Regions from separate parts of the Homo sapiens genome. Here region 2 is linked to region 1. Evidence: read pairs that join two places in POLR2A ChIA-PET (ENCODE). Cell type or tissue: K562. All regions are shown on one strand. Each heading gives the region's core, and the rest is flanking DNA. Links, peaks and the distances in the headings are about the cores only.

The links. Peaks named below come from ENCODE experiments on the same cell type or tissue, not always from the same donor. Only the 100,000 strongest peaks of a DNase experiment are listed, where the experiment ranks them.
Region 2: POLR2A ChIA-PET joins it to region 1 with 6 read pairs; 4 of 35 experiments call an interaction of 5 or more read pairs at or near these places.

The regions. Positions count from the first base shown.
Region 1 is chr16:66,685,027-66,692,487 of GRCh38, reverse strand. All of the region lies in intron 1 of CMTM4 (CKLF like MARVEL transmembrane domain containing 4), which reads left to right. Among named protein-coding and RNA genes, the nearest start is that of CMTM4, 8.0 kb to the left of the region's middle. RefSeq lists enhancers at 1-160, 161-840. In K562, for the core only: no CTCF peak of the experiment used is centred there; a DNase peak (open chromatin) is centred at 3,987.
Region 2 is chr16:66,518,328-66,525,788 of GRCh38, reverse strand. All of the region lies in intron 6 of TK2 (thymidine kinase 2), which reads left to right. Among named protein-coding and RNA genes, the nearest start is that of TK2, 28 kb to the left of the region's middle. RefSeq lists enhancers at 1,428-1,557, 1,778-1,887, 3,287-3,356, 5,261-5,761. In K562, for the core only: no CTCF peak of the experiment used is centred there; a DNase peak (open chromatin) is centred at 3,488.

The sequences.
Region 1 (7,461 bases), core at 867-5,866:
AACTTCTGAGTCATCTGCATTTAAACAAGATTCCCCAGGTGATCCACGTGTACATTAAAGTTTGAGACTTACCTTTCTATATCCTTTCAGTGTTAACCTTGCAACAGGCCGGGCTCACGCCTGTAATGCCAGCACTTTGGGAGTCCGAGGTGGCTGGATCACTTGAGGTCAGGAGTTCAAGACTAGCCTGGCCACCATGGTGAAACCACATCTCTACAAAAATACAAAAAATTAGCCAGGCATATAGCGAGTGCCTGTAATCCCAGATACTCCAGAGGCTGAGGCAGGAGAAGCGCTTGAACCTGGGAGGCAGAGGTTGCAGTGAGCTGAGATTGTGCCCTTGCATTCCAGCCTGAGTGACAGAGCAAGACTCCATCTCAAAAAAAAAAACAACAAAACCTCACACAGGTGCTAGCAACCAGCTTTCGATAAATAGTCAACCTTAAAGCTGAGATTTTTCGGTAAAATGAGACTGCCAATACCTCCCTCAAAGGATTAAGAAAATGAAATAATATGTGTAAGTTAGTACCTACCGTATTAGGTATCTAACTGATGTGCAATAAATGTTAGCTGTCATAGTGCTAACAATGCCTGTCTCTAAAGAAACTGTGTGAAAATATCACCAAAAACATAATTATGTGTTTGAATTAAAGATAGTTTAATTCCTTATGATTTAAGTTAAATTGGTATTTTTAATGGAATGTGATTGGATACTAAAGCTAATCTGAAACATTATGAAAAAATTAAACGGTGCAGTTGCATAGATTTTATCTTTTCTTTTTCTTTTTGAGACAAGGTCCTGCTCTGTGCCCAGGCTGGAGTGCAGTGGTACAATCATAGGTTACTGCAGCCTCGACCTCCTGGGCTCAGGTGATCCTTCCACCTCAGCCCTCCAACTAGCTGGGACTACAGGTGTATGCCACTATGCCTAGCTAATTTTTAAATTTTTTGTAGAGATAGGGTCTCCCTGTGTTGCCCAGGTTGGTTTCAAACTCGTGAGCTCAAGCAATCCTTCCTCTTCGGCTTCCCAAAGTGCTGAGATTACAGGCATGAGTCACTTACCTCCGCCTATATCTTTTCAAAATGAAACCTGTACGTATCTCTTAGTTGGGGAGAATGTCTAGTGTGGTTAAACAACTGATTTAAATTATCTTCTTCCTCCTTGTGTGAATTTTTTTTTTAAATGAATAAAGACAGTCTAATGAGACTGTGTTGCCCAGGTTGGTCGCAAACTGGGATTACAGGCGTGAGCCACCGCACCTGATCCACATCCCTTTCTTGAGCCCTTCCCATGCCTAGATGACTTTCTGACAATGTATTTGTATAGGACTTTTTAATAACAAAAGATGGGTAATAGGAATTTTTTTTTTAAGACAGATTTTTGTTCTGTCACTGCAGGCTGGAATGCAGTGGCATGATCATAGCTCACTGTAACCTCGAACTTCTGGGCTCAAGGGAGCCTCCTGCCTCAGCCTCCTGAATAGCCAGGACTACAGGCATGTGCCACTATGCCCTGCTATTTTTTTTTTTATTTTTGTAGAGACGAGGTCTTGCTATGTTGCCTCAAACTAGAGGCTAATCTCGAACTCCTGAGCTCAAGCAATCCTGCTGTTTTGGTCTCCCAAAGTGCTGGGATTACAGGTGTGAGCCACTGCGCCTGGCCTGGAAATGTTTAAATGCAAATTTTAGCTCAGCTGATTTTGATGTCTCTTAATCTCATCGAATCTGGGTTCCTCAGTTGTACAGTATGGGTAGTAATGACTAATTGACCATTTTAGGAATTGTAAGAATTAAGAGGTTAATGTTTGATAGTTGCTTTCTTACGTAACTCAAAAACAAATGTGAGTATTTGCACTTCAGGGGTGGGTAATGGCATCTCTTTTATTTGGTGGAAACCTTGTTAGTTTTTTAAATCTCAAGCCAGTCAGCACAATCCCTGGCTGGTTACTGTTCTCTGGAGGATGTGCAGGGGTGGGGCAGTAATACATTATAGAAATCATATGCAACACAAATATAGCTACATTTACAAAGCTGCAACTTTGAGAAATGACTGGCTGTAGACATAGCACTGAGCTTATCAGCCCCAAATCCCCTCAGTTCTGTTGGAGGGGCTGGTTCAACTGAGGTTCAGCTGGGTTCCTGATTCGTAAGAGCTGGTCAAATGACCAGGCAGACACACAATGACCCTGGTCAAACCGTGAAGGGTTCTGCGTTTTGTTTACTACTGAAGATTCCTTTGTACTTCTGGCTCCCATTTATCCCTGAAGTCATGCATATACAAGCGCATAATGGTAGATGAAGCAGTGGGTTTCTCTATGTTGGATTCTCAGATCCACCATTCTGTGGCTCCTTGTAAAACAGTCCCATTTTCCTTTAGGAAGATTGTTATCTTTAGGAGTTGTCTTCCTGATCAAGGACTTGGAGTCAAATAAATTCTGGCAGAAAAGCAAAGTTATAATTACTCTTAAGTTTTTTTGATGATTAAAAATAGTGAAATTATAATCCACGATCTCAAAAGAAGTTGTTAAATGTAGAGCGTACATGTGTTTTACAAAACCACACAAAGACAGTTCAAGAAAATGATACTACAGACCAATATTCCTTATATGAACACAGACACAGAAATCCTCAACAAAATACCATATAGAAAATAAAACCCAGCATAATGGAGAAAGAATAATACACCAAACCAATTTGATTTATCCCAGGAACAAAAAGGTTGGTGCAGTTTTTGAAAGTAAATGTTATAGGTGTACACCATATTAATAACTTAAAATAACAGGCCAGGCACAGTGGCTTATGTCTGTAGTCCCAGCACTTTGGGAGGCCGAGGCAGGTGGATTGCTTGAGCCCAGGAGTTCAAGACCAGCCTGGGCAACATGGTGAATCCCCTTCTCTACAAAAAATACAAAAATTAGCATGACATGGTTGTGCATGCCTGTAGTCCCAGCTGTAGGCTAAGGTGGGAGAATTGCTTGAGCCCAGGAGGTCAAGGCTGCGGTGAGCCGCGATCGTGCCACTACACTCCAGCCTGGGCAACAGAGTGAGACCGTTTCTCAAAAACAAAACAAAACCCAAAGCCACATGATTCTATCATTTGATGCAGAAAAAAAAAACTTTTGACAAAATTCAGTACTTTTCCATAATAAATGCTGTCAGCAAACTTGGAAGAGAAAGGAACTTCTTCAACCTGAAAAAGGGCATCTACAAAAAATCTACAGCTAACATTATACTGTAATATATAATGTTACAGTGGGGAAAGAATGAATGCTTTCCCCCATGATGGGAAACAGGCAATGATGTTTACTGTTACCACTCATATTCAAGATCATACTGGAAGTCCTAGCCGTTGCAAAAAAATTAATAGGAGACGTACAGATCAGAAATAAATAAAACTGTCCCTATTCGCATATGGCATGATTAGGTAGATAATCACATGGGAATCTATAAAAAACCTCCTAGAACTAATAAGTGAGTTAGCAAGGTTACAGGATATAAGGTCAACACACGATAACCAATAGTATTTTTATATCCTAGCAATAAATCATTGGAAATTAAAACAAAAAAACCAATATCAGTTATAACAGCACTCAAAAGAATGAAATTCTTAGATATAAATCTCACAAAACATGTATAGAATCTGCTCACTGAAAACTACAAAACACTGAAGTAAGAAATCAAAGATGACCAAAATAAGTAGACAGGCATTCTGTGTTCATTAGGATTGGAAAACTCAATATAGTTAAAATATTAGTTCTCCACAAATGATCTATAGGTTTAATACGATCCCAAAATCCTAGCAAGGTTTTTTTGTAGATAGAAGAATGCTGATTCTAAACTTTATATTAGCCAGGCAAAGGGCTAGTGATGGTTTATGGAGGTATGTTCCAGGGAGAGAGAACAATGACATGAAGTCACCCTTGTTTAGGGTAGAATGTGTGTGTGTGTGTGTGTGTGTGTTGAGGGGAGTGTTTCTGAGAGTATGATGGACTTCGTATCTCTTATCGGCCATGAGACTTTTGGCAAGCTACTTGTTCACTCAGGCCACAAGCAGATCTCCTGCAGGTCTCTCACTTGGGGATTGTAAGTTGGGGATAATGGTAGTATTACAGTGCTGGTGAGCCCACCATGCTCCCTAGCTCAGCGTCTCAAGACACCACGTCATCAAAGCCTGTTGGAGGTTGCTATGGTCTGAATGTTGGCATTCCCCCAAAATTCAGATGTTGGAACCTAACACCCAGTGTGATAGTATTAAGAGGTGGAGCCTTTTGGGAAGTAATTAAGTCATGAGGGCTCAGCCCTCATGAATGGGATTAGTGCCCTTTTAAAAGAGTTTGAAGGGAGTGTCCTTGCTCATTCTGCCATGTGAGGACACATAGAAAGTGCCGTCTGTGAAGAATGGGCCCTCACTCAGATACTGAATCTGCTGGCACCTGGATCTTGGAGTTTCCAGCCTCCAGAACTATGAGCAATAAATTTCTATTTATAAATTACCCATTTTGGCCAGGCGCGGTGGCTTACACCTGTAATCCCAGCACTCTGGGAGGCCGAGGCGGGCAGATCACAAGGTCAGGAGATCAAGACCATCCTGGCTAACACGGTGAAACCCGGTCTCAATGAAAAATATAAAAAATTAGCCGGGTGTGGTGGCAGGCGCCTGTAGTCCCAGCTACTCAGGAGGCTGAGGCAGGAGAATAGCGTGAACCCAGGAGGCGGAGCTTGCAGTGAGCCAAGATTGCGCCACTGCACTCCAGCCTGGGCGACAGAGCGAGACTCCGTCTCAAAAAAAAAAAAAAAAAAAAAAATTACCCTTTTTACGGTATTTGGTTATAGCAACCAGAACAGACAACAGACTGATAGTGATACAGAATATCTCTGGAATGATACAAGTTGGGGAGCTGGGTGGCCGAGGGCCAGGGTGTCAGGGAGACATTTTCTGCTGTATAACTGTTTGTACCTTTTGTATTTTATTTTATTTTATTTTATTTTTGAGACGGTCTCGCTATGTTGCCTAGGCTGGCCACAAACTCCTGGGCTCAAGCGATCCTCTTGCCTTCAGCTCCCAAAGTCCAAGGTTTACAGGCATGAGCCACTGCTCCCAGCCCTTGAATTTTGTACCACATGCAAGTACCTTCTATTCAAAAATTACTAAAATAGTAGATGTTACTAGCTTTACCTTAGTATAGCCTTAAAGCTCATATACTGACTGTAATCTTTAACTTTTCATGACTTTCTTTGTAATTTGGAGGCCCTTGGGAAGAATGATTTAGATAATACAGACCACTTGGACAAACTTGAAGCTTAAATTGTTTTAAAATGCACTTTTCTGTAAAAAAAAAAAAAAAAAAAGCATTCTGCACAATAGTGGGTGCTTAATAAATTTGTTGATGCTAATGGAAAACTTCTTCCATTTGAAAGGAATTTACCCTCATTTGTTAGTGAAAATGTTGTAACATTAAAGAAAATTAGAAATTAGAAAAATAATCATCGTATTATGACAGACTCAAATGAAAAGGACTTGGAAATTTTTTCCTTTCCAAAGGCTACATATGATCCCCTGTGGCAAAGTCTGGTGATTATGTTTTCTAGTTTTTTTGCTATTAGGAAGATGCGTCAATAAATGTCCTCATGAGTGTAGCCTGGATTCTTCTTTTGAATTATTATTTTTGGTTAAATTTCAAGGAGTGCTTTTACTACATCAAAGGACAAGACCACCACATTTCTGAACATTTAAAAAAAAAATACAGACTTGGTTGACATTTCCTCCCAAAGCATATCTGAAGGTCTCAGTTTATTCCAGGTTTCTAGTATGCTTACCCACAAGTACAGACAACTGGGAAATGGTGACCTCTGTAAGTCCTAATGGCTCCTCCTGGACCACAGGGCTAAATTAATTCTTTCTCCACAACTTTGGAGGAACTTTTTTTTTTTTTTTTTTTTTGAGACAGAGTCTGACTGTCACCCAGGCTGGAGTGCAGTGGCGCAATCTTGGCTCACTGCAACCTCCACCTCCTGGGTTCAAGCAATTCTCCTGCCTCCGCCTCCTGAGTAGCTGGGATTACAGGCGCCTGGCTAATTTTTGTATTTTTTGTAGAGATAGGGTTTCCCATGTTGGCCAGGCTGGTCTCGAACTCCTGAGCTCAAGTGATGTGCTCATCTTGGCCTCCCAAAGTGCTGGGATTACTGGTGTGAGCCACTGTGCCTGGCTGGAACTTTGTTGTTTTTTTTTTTTTTGGAGACGGAATCTTGCTCTGTCACCAGGCTGGAGTGCAGTGGTGCGATCTCGGCTCACTGCAACCTCCACCTCCTGGATTCAAGGGACTCTCCTGCCTCAGACTCCCCGAGTAGCTGGGACTACAGGCGCGTGCCACCACGCCCAGCTAACTTTTGTATTTTTAGTAGAGACAGGGTTTCACCATGTTGGCCGGGATGGTCTTGATCTCTTGACCTCGTGATCCACCCGCCTTGGCCTCCCAAACTGCTGGGATTACAGGCATGAGCCACCATGCCCGGCTCCAGAACTTTGTTCTTAATTAGAAATCAGGCCAGGCGCAGTGGCTCATGCCTGTAATCCTAGCACTTTGAGAGGCCGAGGTGGACAGATTGCCTGAGCTCAGGAGTTCGAGACCAGCCTGGGTAACGTGGTGAAACAAGATCTCTACTAAAAATACAAAAAATTATCCGGGTGTGGTGGCCTATGCCTGTAGTCCCAGCAACTCAGGAGGCTGAGGCACGAGAATCGCTTGAACCTGGGAGGCGGAGGTTGCAGTGAGCCAAAATTGCACCACTGCACTCCAGCCTGGGCAATAGAGTGAGACCCTACCTCAAAAAACAAACAAAAAAGAAATCAGTAAGAATCTTTCCCAGGTTATGGCACTCCAAAGGATGCTTAGAGGTAAGGACAGGGCTGTGTGTCAGGATGCTTCTCTCTCGGTAGAATGAATGCATACCTGGGTGCCTGGGAGAGAGCTCTTTCCAGCCTAAAGTCGTGCTGTACAGACTTGAGCTGCACCACACGTGTGGCCTACCCCATTAAGGACTGAGGTATGTCTGGAAGCTGGGGTTGATTTTTTTTTTTCTTCCCCCACAGCAGTCTTCCCTGAGCCATTGAAATAGCCTGGAAATACCAGCATGGAGTTTTCAGCCTATAGCTGTTATCACTGACTCTCGCATCCTTGTTTCTGGAAGTAACCCCAAATGCTTTTGCAGGATGACATGGGATTCCTTTGGAAAATAAAGTTACTTATTAGAGAATAGAGCAGAAGGGATCACAGATAATAAATTTTCCCAGACAGTCTCAATTTCCTGTGCTGCCTCATCAGACCATATATAAGTATAATCCTAAATTTTAAATAATTATTTTACTATAAATTGTGAAGTATTCTAAGCATTGAAATTACAGCAATTCATGTGACAGTACCCGTGTGCTCACAATATACCCTGATATTTTTATTTGGAAAA
Region 2 (7,461 bases), core at 1,514-6,513, 170 kb after region 1:
GTTCTTGGGATCTAATTGTTTTAAGTTCATATGGCTTTCGGGGGGCTCAGATTCCCCTGAAGACCTTGTTGGGGCCTTGAGATCCATCACTGGGATCTCTTGAAGCCAAAGGCTCTCAGTGGGCATGTGGCCTCGGGCACTCCAGAGGCTACTGGGAGCACTGTGGCTGCCTGGAGGGCCAGGCTATCTACCATGGTCTCCAGAGAGATGAGAAAAGGCGGTGTTCCTCAGACCCTTTCATCGGATTCCTCTGAAGGCAGAGGAAAGCTCCCCACAGCACTGCTTCCTCATCCTCCCAGACCCTGTGGTCCAAAGCAGCCACCTGCCAACAACCCAGAAGTTTCTTGGAGTCTCCTATTTTAACCTAGAATTCATTGGGATTTTGCATTTTCCTCCATAATATGTTCTTAAGTTTGTATCTAAAAATAATAATTTACATAACTTATCATTGAGGACAATGGATGTTCCTGTATTAAACACCATGCTTTGCATGTGGCTTGGAGTTCCCACTCCCTCAGCCACATACCCCAGAGTCCCTAAGTCCAGGAGGCAGAGAACCAAGGGGTAGCGGCATTCAAAACACCTTCCCAGGGCAAGTGATTCACTTGTGAACTGCACCTGCTTATGTGTTCCCTGGAAACGGGGGCATCTGCTCTCATGGTTAAGGAACAGGGCAGGGACCCATGGACAGGAGCTGCATTTACTGTCTGGTTGTTGACCCTATTGGGCAGATAAGGAACTGAGAAAGGATTACAAAGCCAGTGCTCCTTCCTGATCGGGCAGGAACTAACCACAGGAGGGGAAGGTGTTCCGAACCCTGCTGTGTGGGGGCAAGCAGCAAATGAGGAAGTGGCAGGAGGCATCTAGATTTCTCTCATCAAGGCCAAAGGCTTCAGGGCCCACTGGGTTCCCCAAAGCTGAGAATCCTGAGGTACTAGCCCAAGGGGGAGACTCTGCCTCTTTCCAGACAGGCTTTACCCTAAGCTTCTCCCACAACCACCTGTGCATCTTGTTTACAGGCAGATTCCACTTCAGTAGCACTGAGGTGGGGCCTGAGAGGCCACATTTCTAGCAGGTGCCCAGGTGGGACCATACTCCTACTGGTCGGGGATCACACTTTGAGGAATACGGGCCTCAGAAGAAGGTGGCAGGGCCGGGTGTAGTGGCTTATACTTGTAATCCCAGCACTTTGGGAGGCAGAAGGGGAAGGATCACTTGAAGCCAGGAGTTCGAGACCAGCCTGGGCAACAAAGTAAGACTCCCATCTCTACAAAAAATTTAAAAAATTAGCTGGGCCTGGTGGTGCACATCTGTAGTCCCAGCTACTTAGGAGGCTGAGGCAGGAGGATTACTTGAGCCCAGGAGGTCAGGGCTGCAGTGAGCTATGAGCATACCACTGCACTCCAGCCCAAGTGACACAGTGGGACTTTGTCTCAAAAAATAAAAATAAAAAAAGCTGGTAGCCAGGTGGTCCACAGGGCGCCCTCCATCCCAATGCCACGACCCTTTTCCCCTGGAGTTCTGACGGTAAGGTGGGCTTCCTTGGGGCTTCACTGGACCTTTGGGGGTCATAAGAACAAGAGCCTCGGCCTGAGGGTTGTCTTTGGGACCATGGTGAAAAGTTCTGCGCAGTGCAGGATTTCCTGTTTCCTGCACCTGGCCTGTGGTTTCTTAATTTCACATTTGTTGCTTCATATTTGGGTTGCTGGGGGCTGTGTTGTGTTATCTTTGTTTTTAAGGTTTCTGGACTTATTCCTAGGCCAAGAATCAGGCAGCCATAGGGCAAAGTAAAAAGTATTTTTAGCCAGAGCCACAGAAGGGATAAAGGGAAGGAAGACTAGAGCTTGGCCACTCTCCGGACAACTCCAGCTGCCCTCGATGGAGCGGTCATCCACAACGAAGTATTACTGAGAAAGTAGATGTGGGGTTTTTTTGTTTTTTGTTTTTTGTTTTTTTGATTTTGAGACAGAATCTTGCTCTGTTGCTCAGGCTGGATCACTCAGGCGATCTCAGCTCACTGCAACCTCTGCTTCCCAGATTCAAGCAATTCTCCTGCCTCAGCCTCCCGAGTAGCTGGGATTACAGGCGCCCACCACCACGCCTGGCTCATTTTTGTATTTTTAGTAGAGACAGGGTTTTACCATGTTGGCCAGGCCGGTCTCGAACTCCTGACCTCAAGTGATCTGCCTGCCTCAGCCTCCCAAAGTGTTGGGATTATAGGCGTGAGCCACCATGCCTGGCCAAAGTAGATGTTTTTAGAGGTTTCGGCTCCTTCAAAATGCAGATTACTGTCATTGTCACTACCTATGCAAAATGTAGCATAGAACTGACTTTGGCTGGGTCCTTTGCCCATACCTAGAATAAGGTGTCTTGGTTCCCACCTGCAGGGAGTTCAGCCAGGTACTGGGAACCACACGGTGGCATGTGGGGCGTCAGCTCCTGCCTGGGAGCTCGTGTTTCCTCATTTCCTGGGATGCTCTAGGAAAAGGCTTCCCAAAATGCCATGATGGGGAGCCCTTCACAAGGTGGGAGGGCACATTACCATTGCCCCTTCAGTGCTTGGGTTGATCTTTTTCTCCCTCTCAGAAGCTCTTGCAACCTTGGTTCAGGATCTGTGGGGGCCTAGACAGAAGGCTATATGGCAGGCTCAGGTCCCCAGAAAAGCCCACATATTGGAATCCTGCATCTCCTCGAAGTAAAATTTCTTGAAGGGTGTTCTTGCTCTTTGGGCTGTGAACAAATGAAGAGCTCGCCAGGGAAAAGACCCACCTCTTCTGGCACTGTCTACCCTGGCGAGGTTGGGGTGTGCAGAATGTAACTGCAGTTATGCCACCAGGGATTCGAGAGGGCTGTGTTAATTGCTGGAGAGGAAGATTCCAGTTACACAGTATCCTTAAAGACGGGAACTTCTTTTTCTTTTTTTTGAGACGGAGTTTTGCTGTTATTGCCCAGGCTGGAGTGCAGTGGTGCAATCTCGGCTCACTGCAGCCTCCACCTCCCGGGTTCAAGCGATTCTCCTGCCTCAGCCTCCCGAGTAGCTGGGATTAGTCATGTGCCACAACGCCCGGCTAATTTTGTATTTTTAGTATAGATGGGGTTTCTCCATGGTGGTCAGGCTAGTCTCGAACTCCCGACCTCAGGTGATCTGCCTGCCTCAGCCTGCCAAAGTGCTGGGATTACAGGCGTTAGCCATTGCGTCTGGCCAAAGACAGGAACGTGTAAGGGGCAGGCAGCTGGCTGGCATGAAAAGCTGAAGGTGGTGAGCAAGATTCATGTAGCTAAAGAGGCCACACAGGTGACTGTGTGGGCCGAGTAATGGGAAGCAAAGGTTTTACAAGATTGCCTGGTCGTCCTTTTCTAAGAACAGAAGTGAGGGCGTGGAGTGGGACCCAGCTCGGGAAGTGGCATGCTGACTCACCTGTGGCTTGTGGTTGGGGACACTGAGTAAGACCTGGTGTTTGGAACCACAGGCTGGGCCTCCTCCCCTGCTGATTGGCCCAGGGGCTTAAGTTCTTCCCAGCTCCTGTCTAGACTGAAACCTCCTGGTGTGGGTCATGCGCCTAAGAGCTGTGGCCTTCCTGGAGCTCAGGCTAGAGAGACACTGGACTTGATCCGAGTCAGCTGACAGACTGGGGTGGGCGGGTGGTGCAATGGAGAGCATTTGGGTTTGGGGGTAGGGAGAGCCAGGCTTGGACCCCTGCTCAGACAGAGTTGGCCTTCACTTCTCTGATCCTCAGGTTTCTTCTATAAACTGGGACTGAAGCCAGCCTCACAAGGTCTTGTGAAAACAAAAGGAAATAACGTATACAAGGGAGCTCTTCCATTCCATTCCGCACAGACTGGGGGGCTCTCTTGGCCTCAGGGAAGGATGCAAGAAATTGTACTGATGTAACAGCAGGATTCATGTGGATCAAGACCTTGGTTTTGCCCCCTTGGGGTCAGGGCAAGGGTGAGACCCCCATGCCCACTGTTGAGTTGTGTGCTTGGATTTGCCAAGCTTGGATTTGCTTGGTATTGCTCTCCGTGCATTCTGTAGAAATAAAGGCAGTGGCTTGTCTTGTCGGTGGTGTGGGGAGCCCCATGCTTGAGACAGACACAGGAGGAGCTGGGCAGAGTTCCTAGGAGGAAATACAGTTAGAGCAGCGCCCACTGTGCCCCATGTCCCTCGGAGTCATGGAGATCAGGCTTCTGTTTCCTCACTCAGCTCAGACACTGGTCATTCAGTCCTCCTGGATCCCCCAGCCTCTTCTGGCACATGGTTCTAGTCATGGAAGGGTTTTCAATAGGTCTGGCCTACTGACCCTGCCCATGGGAGGCCACCCGACCAAGGACCCCTTCCAAGAGCATTGGGAAGGGAGAGGCTGCCCCTCAGTCTGCACCAACCCTGTGGGGGAAGCCTTTTGTTTGGCTGTGATGGGGGTGGGAGTGGGAGGCCCCTGTGACTACCTGGAGCCGATTCCCAGGGGAGCTGTGGCAGGGGCAGAGCCACCGGAGTCTGTCAGTCCCAGAGTCCCCCACAGGTGTGACCCCCTCCCCATGTCTCCATGTGCAGACCCCCGTGTACTGTGACTGTTTTGCAGTGGTGGTTGGTTTGGTTTTAGTTAACACTGCTTCATTTGTTCTGAGCTGTGGTTCAGTTCCATGATCATATCTGTGGGCACCCTCCCAGCTCTGGGATTGGACAGAGTCTCCCTCGAGCTGTGCAGACGCATGAGGTACTCCGGTGGCTAGTCCAGCCTTGGACACTTGGGAGACTGTCCCATGGGCAGCTCAGCTTCTCCCCAGTTGCTGCTAACTGGCCCCACCCCTTTGGTGCCACCTCTTCTGTGCCCTCAAGCCATGAGTTTGCTGGAGTAGGCGAGAAGCTAATCAGCAGCTTCCTCATTGCACATCCTCATTTTCTTAGAGTCAATTTTGTTCTCAGTCTTCTTTTTCCAGAAAAGGAAAATAAGAGATAGTGGTTTGGTTTCTTGAACATCAAATATTCGGAGCTGAACTAACTGAAACCCAACTCAGGGTAGCCTGAACAATGAGGTGTCATCAACTCCCAACAGATGGCTTATTTGGTGCCTCTGGCCTGGTTTCTCTACATTTTGCTACTGTGCATCCTGTTCGTGTCCTCATGCAGTTCTCTCAGGGTGACAATGTAGTCGTGGCAGCATTGGGCTTCTCACTCGCTGGTTGGAGTAAGGGCAGGTGTCTTGCTAGTGGCTCTTCCCTAAGCGTGCGGAAGTATCTTTTCTGTAAGTCCCTGCAAACCTCCCTCACGCCTGCCTAATCCAAATTGGGCCCCTGGCTGGGGGAGGCCCTGCACTGATTGACTTAGCTTGGCTTCCTGAACGCATTGCTGGAACTAGGGGAGACGACTTCCTTTAGACCGATTGTGCCTACCCTAAAGCTTGGAAGCTTGGGGTGGGGTGAGGTTTCCCTGAAGCCCTTGGGTCTGTGGATGGACCCTGAATAAAGAATGGGCTACTTTTAAGGAGGTAAGCGGAGAGGAGGCAGGGAGGCAGCCTGTGGACACAAAGTTGTCACCTGAACTTGTAGTGCCTGAGTTTTGTTGCCTGGGAGTCCCCTCTGCAATGCTGTAGGATTTCCTTCCCACTCCTCCAGCCTCCCACGCAGCTTCTCCAGGTTTTCTGGGAGTCCTGGCCGTCCCACAGGTTGGTCTGCCCTGGCCTCTGTGCTGCAGTCTGCTCAGGCCCCGCTGCTGTTCTCCGTCCACTCTCCCGCTCCTCTGTCAAATACTCTTCTCTTCTGAGGACATGGGGGTGGTCTCAGAGACTAGGGGAGAATGTCCCTCTCCAGTTGGTGCCATGCCTTGCTGTTAGGGCCCCAAGACAGGGCTACTTGTGCCCTTGGCCTCCCAGAGTGCCTGCCTCACTCTTCCAGCCTCTTACTTCCTTCCATGCTCATCCCCTCGTGGGACTGGAGTCAGCCCCTCCCTGCCCCCTCCCCACTGAGAGCCTCCCATTGCACATGGCTCAGGTACGGCCACTCCCCCATGGCCAGTCTTGCCGAACCCAGCTCTGAGCGGGACCCACATGGAGCCACTAGTGGAATGGAGGATGTTAAAGGGAGAATTCCTCTGCTAGGCCTGTGAGGGTTGTCTGCCTGCTGATGGGCTTGTGCCCTCCAGCTGTGTCCATTCCTGCTCTCTCTTTCCTGTTCATTTCCTCCCAGGGCACAGGAAACCCACAGGAATACCAGGAATAGATGCCAGATTTCTCCTTCACCCTGGCTCGTTCTTCCTTCCCACTTTCTTGCCTTTTTTTCTTTCTTTTAAAGTTAACATTTAAAATGTGTAGTAGGCCGGGCGCAGTGGCTCATGCCTGTAATCCCAGCACTTTGGGAGGCCGAGGCGGGTGGATCATTTGAGGTCAGGAGTTCGAGACCAGCCTGGCCAACATAGTGAAACCCCGTGTCTACTAAAAATACAAAAATTAGCCAGGCATGGTGGCGCACACCTGTAGTCCCAGCTACTCAGGAGGCTGAGGCAGGAGAATCGCTTGAACCTAGGAGGCGGAGATTGCTGTGAGCTGAGATCACGCCACTGCACTCCAGCCTGGGCGACAGAGTGAAACTCTGTCTTAAAAAAATAAAAAATAGACCATCCTGGCTAACACGGTGAAACCCTGTCTCTACTAAAAATACAAAAAATTAGCCCGGCGTGGTGGCGGGTGCCTGTAGTCCCAGCTACTCGGGAGGCTGAGGCAGGAGAATGGCGTGAACCTGGGGGGCGGAGCTTGCAGTGAGCCAAGATCACACTACTGCACTCCAGCCTGGGCGACAGAGCGACACTACGTCTCAAAAAATAAAAAAAAAAAATAAATAAAAACTAAAATATGTAGTAATGCTCCCCAACTCCCACTGCTGATTTGAGAAGTAATGTGTTGTTAAAATTTGGAAAATACAAAAAGGTATAAAGAAAAAAAGAAAAGTCTCATGTAGTCCTGCAGCTTGAGAAAAGCACTTTTTACATTTTGATATTTTTCTTTCCCACCTTTCCAAGATGCATTGGTGAATACTTTTGGAAATGTGGTTGGGATATACACAGTTTTAGATCCTGTTGCTTTCACTGAACATTAGATTTGAAATTTTTCCATGCCATTAAATATTATTTTACAATATCATCCTTCAGTTACTGCGTGAATTTTCTGTTATATAGATTTACCAAGATTTAGTTTTTTATTGGTTTAAACAGTGCCGCGGTGAGCATCATGATTATTTTCACAAAATAAATTTTTTTGTTTTGTTTGAGTCAGGGGTCTCACTCTGTTGCCCAGGCTGGAGTGCAGTGGCATGATCATGACCCACTACAGCCTTAAACCCCTGGGCTCAAGTGATCCACCTGCCTCAGTTTCCCGAGTAGCTAGGACCATAGGCATGCGCCACCACCCCTAGTTAATTTTTTTGTAGTTTTTGTAGAGATGGGGGTCTTTCCATGTTGCCCAGGCAGAT